Linked DNA regions of Homo sapiens: region 1 is linked to region 2. A link is a contact called in ENCODE Hi-C or POLR2A ChIA-PET data. All regions are on one chromosome and are shown on one strand. The core of a region is the stretch at or near the end of the contact, and the rest is flanking DNA. Distances in the headings are between cores, read along the strand shown. Region 1 has its middle 16 kb from the start of ATP1A1. Region 2 has its middle 69 kb from the start of MAB21L3.

Evidence for each region. Hi-C counts contacts between places; a loop is a spot of excess contacts on that map. ChIA-PET counts read pairs that join two places held with the same protein, here RNA polymerase II (POLR2A). Pooled maps may share reads with other maps.
Region 1: a loop to region 2 is called in a map of CD14-positive monocyte, with 2.4 times the contacts of the local background. The contact joins two enhancer-like sites. A Hi-C loop is called at or near these places in 4 of 168 maps with a recorded cell type or tissue (CD14-positive monocyte, heart left ventricle and psoas muscle), 1 of 37 single-sample maps with no recorded cell type and 4 of 50 pooled maps. POLR2A ChIA-PET finds 5 or more read pairs at or near these places in 1 of 52 experiments (CD8-positive, alpha-beta memory T cell).

The regions. Positions count from the first base shown.
Region 1 is chr1:116,354,871-116,359,858 of GRCh38, forward strand. No RefSeq gene overlaps it. Among named protein-coding and RNA genes, the nearest start is that of ATP1A1, 16 kb to the right of the region's middle. Within about 2 kb of position 1,966, at least 3 of the 41 ENCODE cell types and tissues checked have a DNase peak (open chromatin) inside an H3K27ac peak, as active enhancers do.
Region 2 is chr1:116,178,199-116,182,852 of GRCh38, forward strand. No RefSeq gene overlaps it. Among named protein-coding and RNA genes, the nearest start is that of MAB21L3, 69 kb to the left of the region's middle. Within about 2 kb of position 1,338, at least 4 of the 41 ENCODE cell types and tissues checked have a DNase peak (open chromatin) inside an H3K27ac peak, as active enhancers do.

The DNA.
Region 1 (4,988 bases), core at 716-3,215, 180 kb after region 2:
TTTTCCAAAGTGGCTGCACCATTTTACAGTTCCACCAGCAAGGTATGTATCTTTCCATTGCTTCACATTGTTGGCGACGCTTGTTATTACCCATCTTTCTTATTATGTTTATTCTACTGGGTGTGAAGTGGTATTTCATTAAGGTTTTGATTTGCATTTCCTAATAACCAATGATATTGAGCATCTTTTCATGTGCTTATTGGTCATTTGTGTATCTTTTTCAACATGTGTTATTTTTATAACCAAAACGATTATTTTTGAACAGATTTTGATGTCTACTATTGGACTTATAATCCAGATGACACTCGACCAGCACAGAGTACAGTTAAATGTGGTTGCCTGTGATTTGCTCTCTGCACTTCCACTGATGCAGCCGAAATACTGAGCTAATTTTTTTAGCAGACACATACCATTGGCTCAACTTAAGCCTGCAGTCAACTAAACACCCCGGATCCTTTTCTCACTGACAATTGTAGAGCCAGAATTCTCTCATTCTCTATTTGGGCTATTGATTTTATTGAATTTAAATGCTGGAGCTAATATTTATCCCTGTCGAATTTTATCTTGTCACTTTAGGTCCATATTGTCATCTGTACAAGTAATATTTTATCTTAATTCTGTCATCTCATTTTACCTACCTTGAAACTTCCTTTTGGATGTCAAAATAACTAAGAAGGTGGATTTTTAACCATTATATTTTTAGTTTTCTGTTTATTTTATTTTGTTTTGTTTTATTTTTTGAGACAGAGTGTTACTCTGTCACCTAGGCTGAAGTGCAGTGGCACAAACACAGCTCACTTCAGCCACGACCTCCTGGGCCCAAGCAATCCTCCCGCTTCAGCCTCCCAAGTAGCAGGGACTACAGATGCACACCACCATGTCCAGCTAATTTTTATATTTTTTGTAGAGACGGGGTTTCGCTATGTTGCCCAAGCTGGTCTTGAACACCTGAGCTCAAGTGATCTGCCAACCTCTGCCTCCCAAAGTGCTGGAATTACAGGTGTGAGCCACCACACTCAGCCTTGTGTGTTTTCTGAATCAAAATGAATGTATACTTTTCCATAAGCAACACAAGGACTCAATTACAATGCATGAGTTTGTTCATGGCTAGGCACAGTGGCTCATGCCTATAATTTTAGCACTTTGGGAAGGTGAGGCAGGTGGATAGCTTGAGCCCAGGAGTTTGAGACTAACCTGGGCAACATGGCAAAACCCCATCTCTACAAAATACGCAAAAAATTAGCTGGGTATGGTGGAGCATGCCTATAATCCCACCTTCCTGAGAGGCTGAGGTGGGAGGATCACCTGGGCCTGGGAGGTGGAGGTTGTAGTGAGCCAATATCATTGCTACACTCCAGCCTGGGCTACAGCGTGAGACTCTGTCTCGAAAGAAAGAAAGGAAGGAAGGAAGGAAGGAAGGAAGGAAGGAAGGAAGGAAGGAAGGAAGGAAGGAAGGAAGGAAGGAAGGAAAGACAGAGAGAGAGAGAGAGGGAGGGAGGGAGGGAGGAAGGAAGGAAGGTTGTTAAAAATAAGCACGTCAAGAATAAAACTAAAGTAGAAGACTTATAAGACTATATTTTCATTTTTCATAATCAACATATGTATCTCTAATACACACATGAAAAGTTCTTAAAAGTAAGCACTGCCACTCAGCTTTGCATCATAGTAGTAGCCACTTTTAATAGATTTCTGTTTTAAAAGAACAAGATTGATGAGAAAAGAAAGTATATACAATGTTACTGAAAAATGTAGACATGTCTATGTAGGATTTTCTATTGCATTTTGATTCTTTCTAATTTCACTCTCAGTGAGACATTTATTCTGGACATTCTGGACGTTATTAACCATCATCTTTATGTACTAATTACTTTACCCATAACTATTCATATTCCAACTCTTTTTTGAAAAGCCTTTTGGATATTCCCAAACCACTCTGACCTTTCCCCTCCTGGGAAGTTTCCATGCAGTACTGAATCACTCATTCTCTTAGGTCCACGTCATATCCTTCCTATTTTGTGCAGGGCCCCTTTTTGTTTTATTTTCTCCTTTTCACCCTACAGCCTCAGTTCTCACTTCTCTCCCTTCTCCAGCACCCACTCTACTGTATTTAATGTGTGTCCTTCCAGTCCAAATTGCAAATGTTTGTTTAGATAAATGTATACCATAAGAAAGTCTTTATATGTCTTTGCTTTTAAATTACATAAATTACATTGTGCTAGAAATCTTACTTGATTTCTAACTTTAATTCCTTCAACATCGTGTTTTTGAGAGATATCTGTGTGTTACATGTCGATCTAATTTAATACTTCTGCCTGCTGCACCCTTTTCTGTCAAATGCACACACCAAACATCATCTATGTACTTCAGGATGGACCCTCATCCTGAAAAACTCTTTCATGAACCTCCTTGCAAATTTACTGTACTTACTGTTTTATATGAGGATCAGGGAAACTGTCCATAGAGAGAAATTTTCTTTTCTTTTTTTGAGACAGGGTCTTGCTCTGTCACCCAGGCTGGAGCACAGCGGTGTGATCTTGGCTCACTGCCACCTCTGCCTCCCAGGTTTAAGCTATTCTCCCACCTCAGCCTCCCAAGTAGCTGGGACTACAGGCATGTGCCACCATGTCCAGCTAGTTGTTTCTATTCTAGTAGTGACAGTGTTTCGCCATGTTGGCCAGGCTGGTCTCCTGGCCTCAAGTGATCCATCCACCTCAGTTTCCACTATGGACAGTTTCTCTGAGGCATGTACTCAGAAAGGAGATTGCTGAGTCATAGGATCATGCATACAAGATTTCTATAAAAATTGCTATATTGCTTTCTGGAAGAGCTATAGTAATTTACCTTCCCACACCAGCAGGGCAAAGGTTTTGTTCCAACTTATACTCAATAGCCCTTGGTGTTGTCTGATTGTGTAGATTTTGCCAATCTGATGGATTTGAAGTACCATCTCAATAGTGCTCTGTTGTGCTGTTCTCTGATTGATGGTTAGGTTGAGTATCTATGTCTTCAGGAGATTATAAACCACTCAGGATTCCCCTTCTGTGAATTGCCTATCCGCATCGTCTTTTTTTCTATCACTTTTTTCTATCTTTATTATTGCTGACCTGCATTAATCTCTGGTACATTCTAGCTATTGATACCTTTAAAGTTTTAGGCATTGCAAAGACTTCTAGAATGTCACCAGTCACTTGTCACTGTTAACTTTGTTCACGATGCCCTTCATTGAACACAAGTCTTTCATTTTTGATTAGTGTACAATTCGTCAATTTATTTCTTGACAGCTTGAGCATATGAGGCTTTATTTAATAATTTTTCTACCACCCAAGGGCAAACAGATATTCCCCTACATTTTCTTCTATTCACTTTACAGGTTTCCTTTCACATTTTGAAATTACTCCATTTTGAGCTTTTTTTTTAAATGGGTCAATATAGGGATTCAACTGTATTTTTCTCCCTATAGTAATACTTTTCTCTGAAGTATTTTCTAAATTGGCCTTTTCTTTTGCTATGCACTTGTCAAGCTGTCCCCATCATTACTTATTTTTCACAGATGCACAGTTTGATTTGGGGACTTTTCATTTTTCCCTTTCGTCTCTTTGCTTATTCTGCACCTAAACTTTATAACATCAGTTACTATGTCTTTCTCAAATCTCATTTTCTAGTAAAATGGTTCTATTCTTTTGTTCTTTTTCAAAATTGCTTAGTTACTCAAGAGCCTTTATGCTTTCTTATAAAATTTAAAATCAGTTTACCATAATTTCAGAAATTCCTACTGTGATTTTGATTGGAATTGTCATGAAATACATAAAACAATCTGGAGACAAATGACATAATAGCAACAATAAATTGCCCTAGTCATTTATTTAGGTCTTTTCTTTTTTCTTTTAATAGAGCAATAGAGCTAAAATGTTTTTCTCAGTAAAAATTCATACATTCTTTATTACTATAATACCAGACACTCTTGTTGCTTCAGTAAATTATATCTTTATATATAATTTTATAAATTCATGCTATATTTGATATTTGTACCCTGTGGTGTCTTCAGGGCTGCATATGAGAAGAGGGAGCCAACACCTGAGGGATATGCCCTCTTGTTTGTAATCATATTTAATATCTATATATTCATGCACATATTCAACATCTTGTTCCATTGGTAACTAGTGGTCCCAATAAAACTGGAATCTTCATTAAGATGATTACCTGAATACTAAATTTCATATTACTTTCCTAAAGACTTAGTTCAGTGCTATATACACATAGACAGGAGACAGCTATAGCCTGAGAGGTACACAGCTGAACTGAAATCAAAAGACTTGAGTGAAATCTTTTCTGTACCTCTGACTCTGAGCCAGGCCATAATCCCTCTGAATCTCAGCTTCCTCATTCCTAACACATGATTAATGAGGTTGTCACAAAAATTCAAAGAGAAAATAGATTTATCATGCACAGAATTTGACATGTGGAACCAATGCCCTGCTATTTGAATCTAAAGGCAAGAAATGCTTAAATCAGCTACAGCCAAAGAAGAGTAATGGCAGGAAAGCATTATAACTTCAAAAACTGTTTTCCAGTGGTTAAACATTATTACCAAAGTTACTTCAGTCAAAGACATCAAAGAAAATTTATAATCTTGTCTCCAGATAACATGTACGTTCATCAGTTGCGGCTGAAAAGAAAAGTTCCCACCACCCTGAAGACCATCACTGGCCCTGGACTTCCTAAAGCAGCCCAAGAAACATTTTCTCTGGAAATCTGGTCTTTTGTGTGAGAGTGAAAGCTACTGTGGGTGTTGCAATACTTTTCCTCTGCAAAGAGATGATTTTAGCAGAATCCCAAATAGCACAATAGAATTATCTGTATTCATATGCAAATAAGCACATTTTAAAATATAGTTGAAACAAATAGGAATCCCTTTTATTTCCAATCTCATCTCATGTTTCCATAATGGAGATACTGGGATTAAAGATGATTATAAAGTGAATGTAGAT
Region 2 (4,654 bases), core at 88-2,587:
CCACCCCTCTACGCATTGACATCTTTTACTTATTTCTAAGTTTCACAGTCCCTTTCAACTCTCTCCCTAAGATCACAAAGTTCATTCTGCCGGCATGCCCCTTCCATAGCAGGCAATGCTACCTTTGCCGCAGCAATCCTCCCTCCTCAGCCAGGTGTGGATGCACCCCTCACCCTCCATATTGAGGCCCCAGATGCCCTGCTCAGAGTTTGTTTCCCCAGCAGGTCCCTCCATGTGACCTACCTCTCTCCTTGCCAATTAGTGCTTTTGGAGACTTTTCCTGGACCATCTCATGTTCCTGCCCATTCAGCAGCAAAAGGAGTTCATCTTATTCCCTTAGTTATGGATAAGGCTCACATTCAAAACCCCAGTTAGCCCCATCCATTATCTTTGAACCCAGCTCATAGATTCCATTATGCAAGTATTGTATATGCATTCGGCTTTGAGGAAAGTGGTGCCCTTTGATCTGTATAACCTTTAGGTTTAGCCTGGTCGAGTCACCCTTGGTAGAAGGATCCTTGGTAGAAGGTAGGTCTGCAACAAACAGGTCCACATTTAGGTATTGGCATGTTGAATGGTATTTTGTCATTTCACTGCTTTACTGATAACGCTTCATGCTTGGTGCTGAACGTCTTTGGCTCTGCCTTGACTCCTGTGAGAAGTCTCCCCAAAGGAGGCATCAGAAGACTTGGTGAGTCTACTCAGGGCAGGAGACATTATAAATCCATGTGAGGCCAGGAGAGACCAGATTGCATGCTGAACAGGCAATAAAAAGGTAACAGTGAAGCAATAAAACAATCCTCCAAGGGAACAGGGCACATGGCCATACACAGCAGACAGGTGACCCACGGACTGTTGGAGAGCTGCCTGAGGGACTTCAGCCTACCATGAGTGTGCCTCCCTACACCTGTTTGCAAAGCACCAGTCAGAACAGGTTGGCACAGGATGTCACCTGGATATGAGAGCCACCCTATATTCTGGGCACCTGCAGGGACCACTGGCTATGCTTCAAGGGACCAGCTTGCTCTTTTACAGAATTGAATTGTGCCCTCAGTGGAATCATGATTGCCTAGGATCCCTTGCAGGTTACCTCAAACTGGGATCTCTACACAAACTTGGTGAAGGGTATCCAAGAGTGGGCCTGGCATCTCTAGAAACATCCTGGATTAGGTGTTTGCACTCTGTGCTCTCTTTTTGTTTGAGATAAGATCTCACTCTCTTGCTCAGGTTGGAGTGCAGTGGTGCAATCATAGCTCACTGCAGTCTTGAATTCCTGGACTCAAGTGAGCCTCCTGTCTTGGCCTCCCAAAGTTCTGGGATTACCTGCATGAGTCACTGCACCCGGCCTCTGTGCTCCCCTACTAGACCCTGAGCCAGATGAGGACAAAGTCCACACTTTATTCATCAGTATTCCCAGTCACCAGGGGTGACCCAGAGCCTGACACGAGCCTATTCTCAGTGAAAGTTTGTTGAATGGAAGGCCTAGACCAGGAGTGGACAGGCTTTTTCTGTAAACAGCTCAAGAGTAAATACTTCAGACTTTCTGGGCCAGATGGTTTCTGTCACAGTCCTATTTTAACTGTAAAAGCAGCCACTGATAACATGTAAACAGAGGAGTGGGGCTATGTTCTGATAAAACTTTTAAAATAGACATTGACATTTGAATTTCATATAATTATACATGTCATGAAAGAGGCTTCTTTTGATTTTTTAACCATTTAAAAAAGTGAAAACCATTCTTTGCTTGAGAGCTATGCAAAAACAAGCAGATTTTGCCCATGGGGTGTAGCTTATTAACCCCGGGTCCAAAGCATCAAAAAGGTGCACTTTCTGTTTCCCATGGGTGATCAACATAAGTCTTCCATGCGCACTTTTTGATTACTTAATAGCCACTGGGGTGTGCAGTGGCCCTGAGTGCGTACACACACAAACACACACTTATCCAACACATGGCCATTGTTCTGGACACCAGGGTGTGAGATGTGCAGACTCCAGGTTGCCATGGTAATTGGGAATATGACTGCTTCTAGGTAAGAGAGCAGAAACTGTAGATTGTCAGCAATTTGAGGCTGATGTATCTTTCTACCTCCTCCCCCAACCATCACTCCAGTGCATATTAGACAAGGGTGGGAAACCATAAATTAGTAAAGCTGGCAGAGAGATGTGTAGCAAGGAGAGATAAGTGACAAGAAAAGGATTTCTAATGTTGGCAATGCTCCCTCTGAACTTTTACATTTTTTAGTGTATTTTAATTTGTCCGGCTCTTTCATACACTTTACCTCATATATTCTTCACAATCCTATAAGGTATAATTCACCTCTGAGGAAACTATAGTTGAGAGAGTTTGGGCATTGGCTTACTTAAGGCATGGTCTTTAAGTAGCAGAGCCAAGACTGAGATCCAGGTATTTTTAACCAAAGTGTCTGTCCATGTATTCAGTAAACAAGTTTTGAATGTACTGAATATCATGCACTGTGAAATAATATGAATAAAATGTGGTTTATGTCCTCTGGGTATCACCATCTAGTGCCATGGTTCCCATGCCTGTCTTATTGTTGGTTCCCTGCCAGAGATCTCTTTAATGCAGATTCTCAGGCCCAGGTGTGATGGATTGCATCGGATCTCTGGTGGGGGCAAACACTTTACGGGGCAAGGGCCATAGGCCAAGCTCCCTTCCTCACCTCTACCTGCTCTAACCCGGTTGGTCAACTGGGGAAAGGCCGACTCCAGACCCCAGAAGAAGCTCCTGAAGTCTTGTCCTGCAGGGGGGCAATTCTAGAATAGGATTTACAGTTTGGGCCTGTTAGGGAACCCCAGGTAGTCTCTAGATCCACTTTTGAACATCTGAATCTCTTGTTCCAGAAGCAGAATTCCTGCTGCAAATTTCTCACTCTGAGTTTGAATTTGGTATGGTGGAATAGGAAAATGAGAAAAGTTCGAGATTCCAAGGAAGAAGCTTCAGGTTTATGTAATAGTGAGCACATTACCTAACCTCTTTGAACTTTCATGTCGTCGTCTGAGGCAGACAATAATAGCCATGTTTCCCCCACCCCGCATTCCAAAAGAAGATTCATAGGAACCTGTGCAGCTGCCATCACACCAGGGAGTCCTGCCGCCCTCCCCATGCAGGTCTGCTTTGGTGTTGGGCAGTCATGGAGTGGCCTGCAGTGTGCTAGGTCAGGTAGACCAAGTTGTTGCCTGTGGATACTGGATTACCTTCTCAGAAAAACCAGCCTGTCCCAAAGCAAGTGCCCCGACATCTTGTAAGATGAAGACGAGCTTGCATTCTCTTCTGCAGTCAGTGTTGAAAGTGAACTCACTCTGCAGAGGAACACAACACGAAATTCACATTCAATCATTTAAACTCTCCTAGAGCTCAGTTTCCCAATGTATTTTGTTGACAAGTGATATTTGGGGGACAGTTTTAAGCTTGCAATCTGTCCTTATTTATGATTTCTTTGCTGTCCTCCCTTCAGAGTTTTGGTTTGGGTGACCCTCAGGTAAGTTCCCTGGAGTGTAATCTAAAGTCATCACCTCTTCTCCTCACCCAGGAGGGCAGAACCCCGCCCATCTCCTGTGGGCTCCCTCCATCCTCCTGAGCTCCGCGCACTCCCCTGCCAGACCACACCAATCTCAGGAGGTCACTTGGCTTTTTCTTTCTGGATAGGGGCTCGTCTCATTTCCATGGTTTCTTAACAGTTAGAAGTGCTTTCTATTTAATACTTAGATTTTAATTCCTTCAAATAGGCTTTGGAATTATTTATTTTGCTACTGATGAATCTTTCTTCTGGTCTAAAAGTATGAAACCCCTCCCTGTTTTGGGATTTACAGTCTGCCTGCTTTAGGTTCACAAACCTTTTCCATTAAAGGTTTTTCTCCTCTGCCAATATTTATTGCTGGAGTCACTGTTTGTCCAGAAGCTACTGTCTGCTGCATCTTCTGGGAAATGAAATTTATGTCTCCTGGCACTGATGGGGGTGACATCACCAAGTGGCATAAGCCCTGGGCCAAGCCTCCCAGTGGATGGCAAGCATGGGAGTGGGAGGGAATGGAGTGGGTTACATAAACAGACACCATCTACCTCTTCCTTTCCTGCCCCTCCCTGCACCATCCCACCCACCACTCATACTGATAGTATCATTATATGTTAATAGGATCTGTTAAAATTGACACCTGTCCTTAAAATTAGTACTAAGGGGCTGGGGTCAGTAGTGGAGAGGAGGGCAGGACCAAAGTGTCTGTTCAAAGGGCAATAGCTGTGCCTTCCTTTGTAGCAAGTCACCCTCATATGGGCCATGTGACACGTTTCCATAGCCTGTTGACAGCTGAGCTAACTAAGGCACAGTGATTCAGAATTTTGCTAGTTCATAGCAGAACCAAGTTGGAACCTAGCTCTTCAAACGCAGGTCTCTGCAGTGGCATGTGTCCTGAGAAGGTGTGATTGCAGCTCTCAGCCTCAGCCCCTCTCCCACCTGCCTTACATGAAAGTCGCCCCCAGGCTCCAACACAAGCTGGCCCACAATAGAGAGACAGAAAATGCCTGTGCAGCAGTTTGCTGGGTACATTTGGCCTCCGCCCACTCTCCTCTTTTCCCCTATTTTGCCAGCTTTCTCCTGGTTCTATTTTTTCCAAGGAGTCTTACTTAGTGCCATCT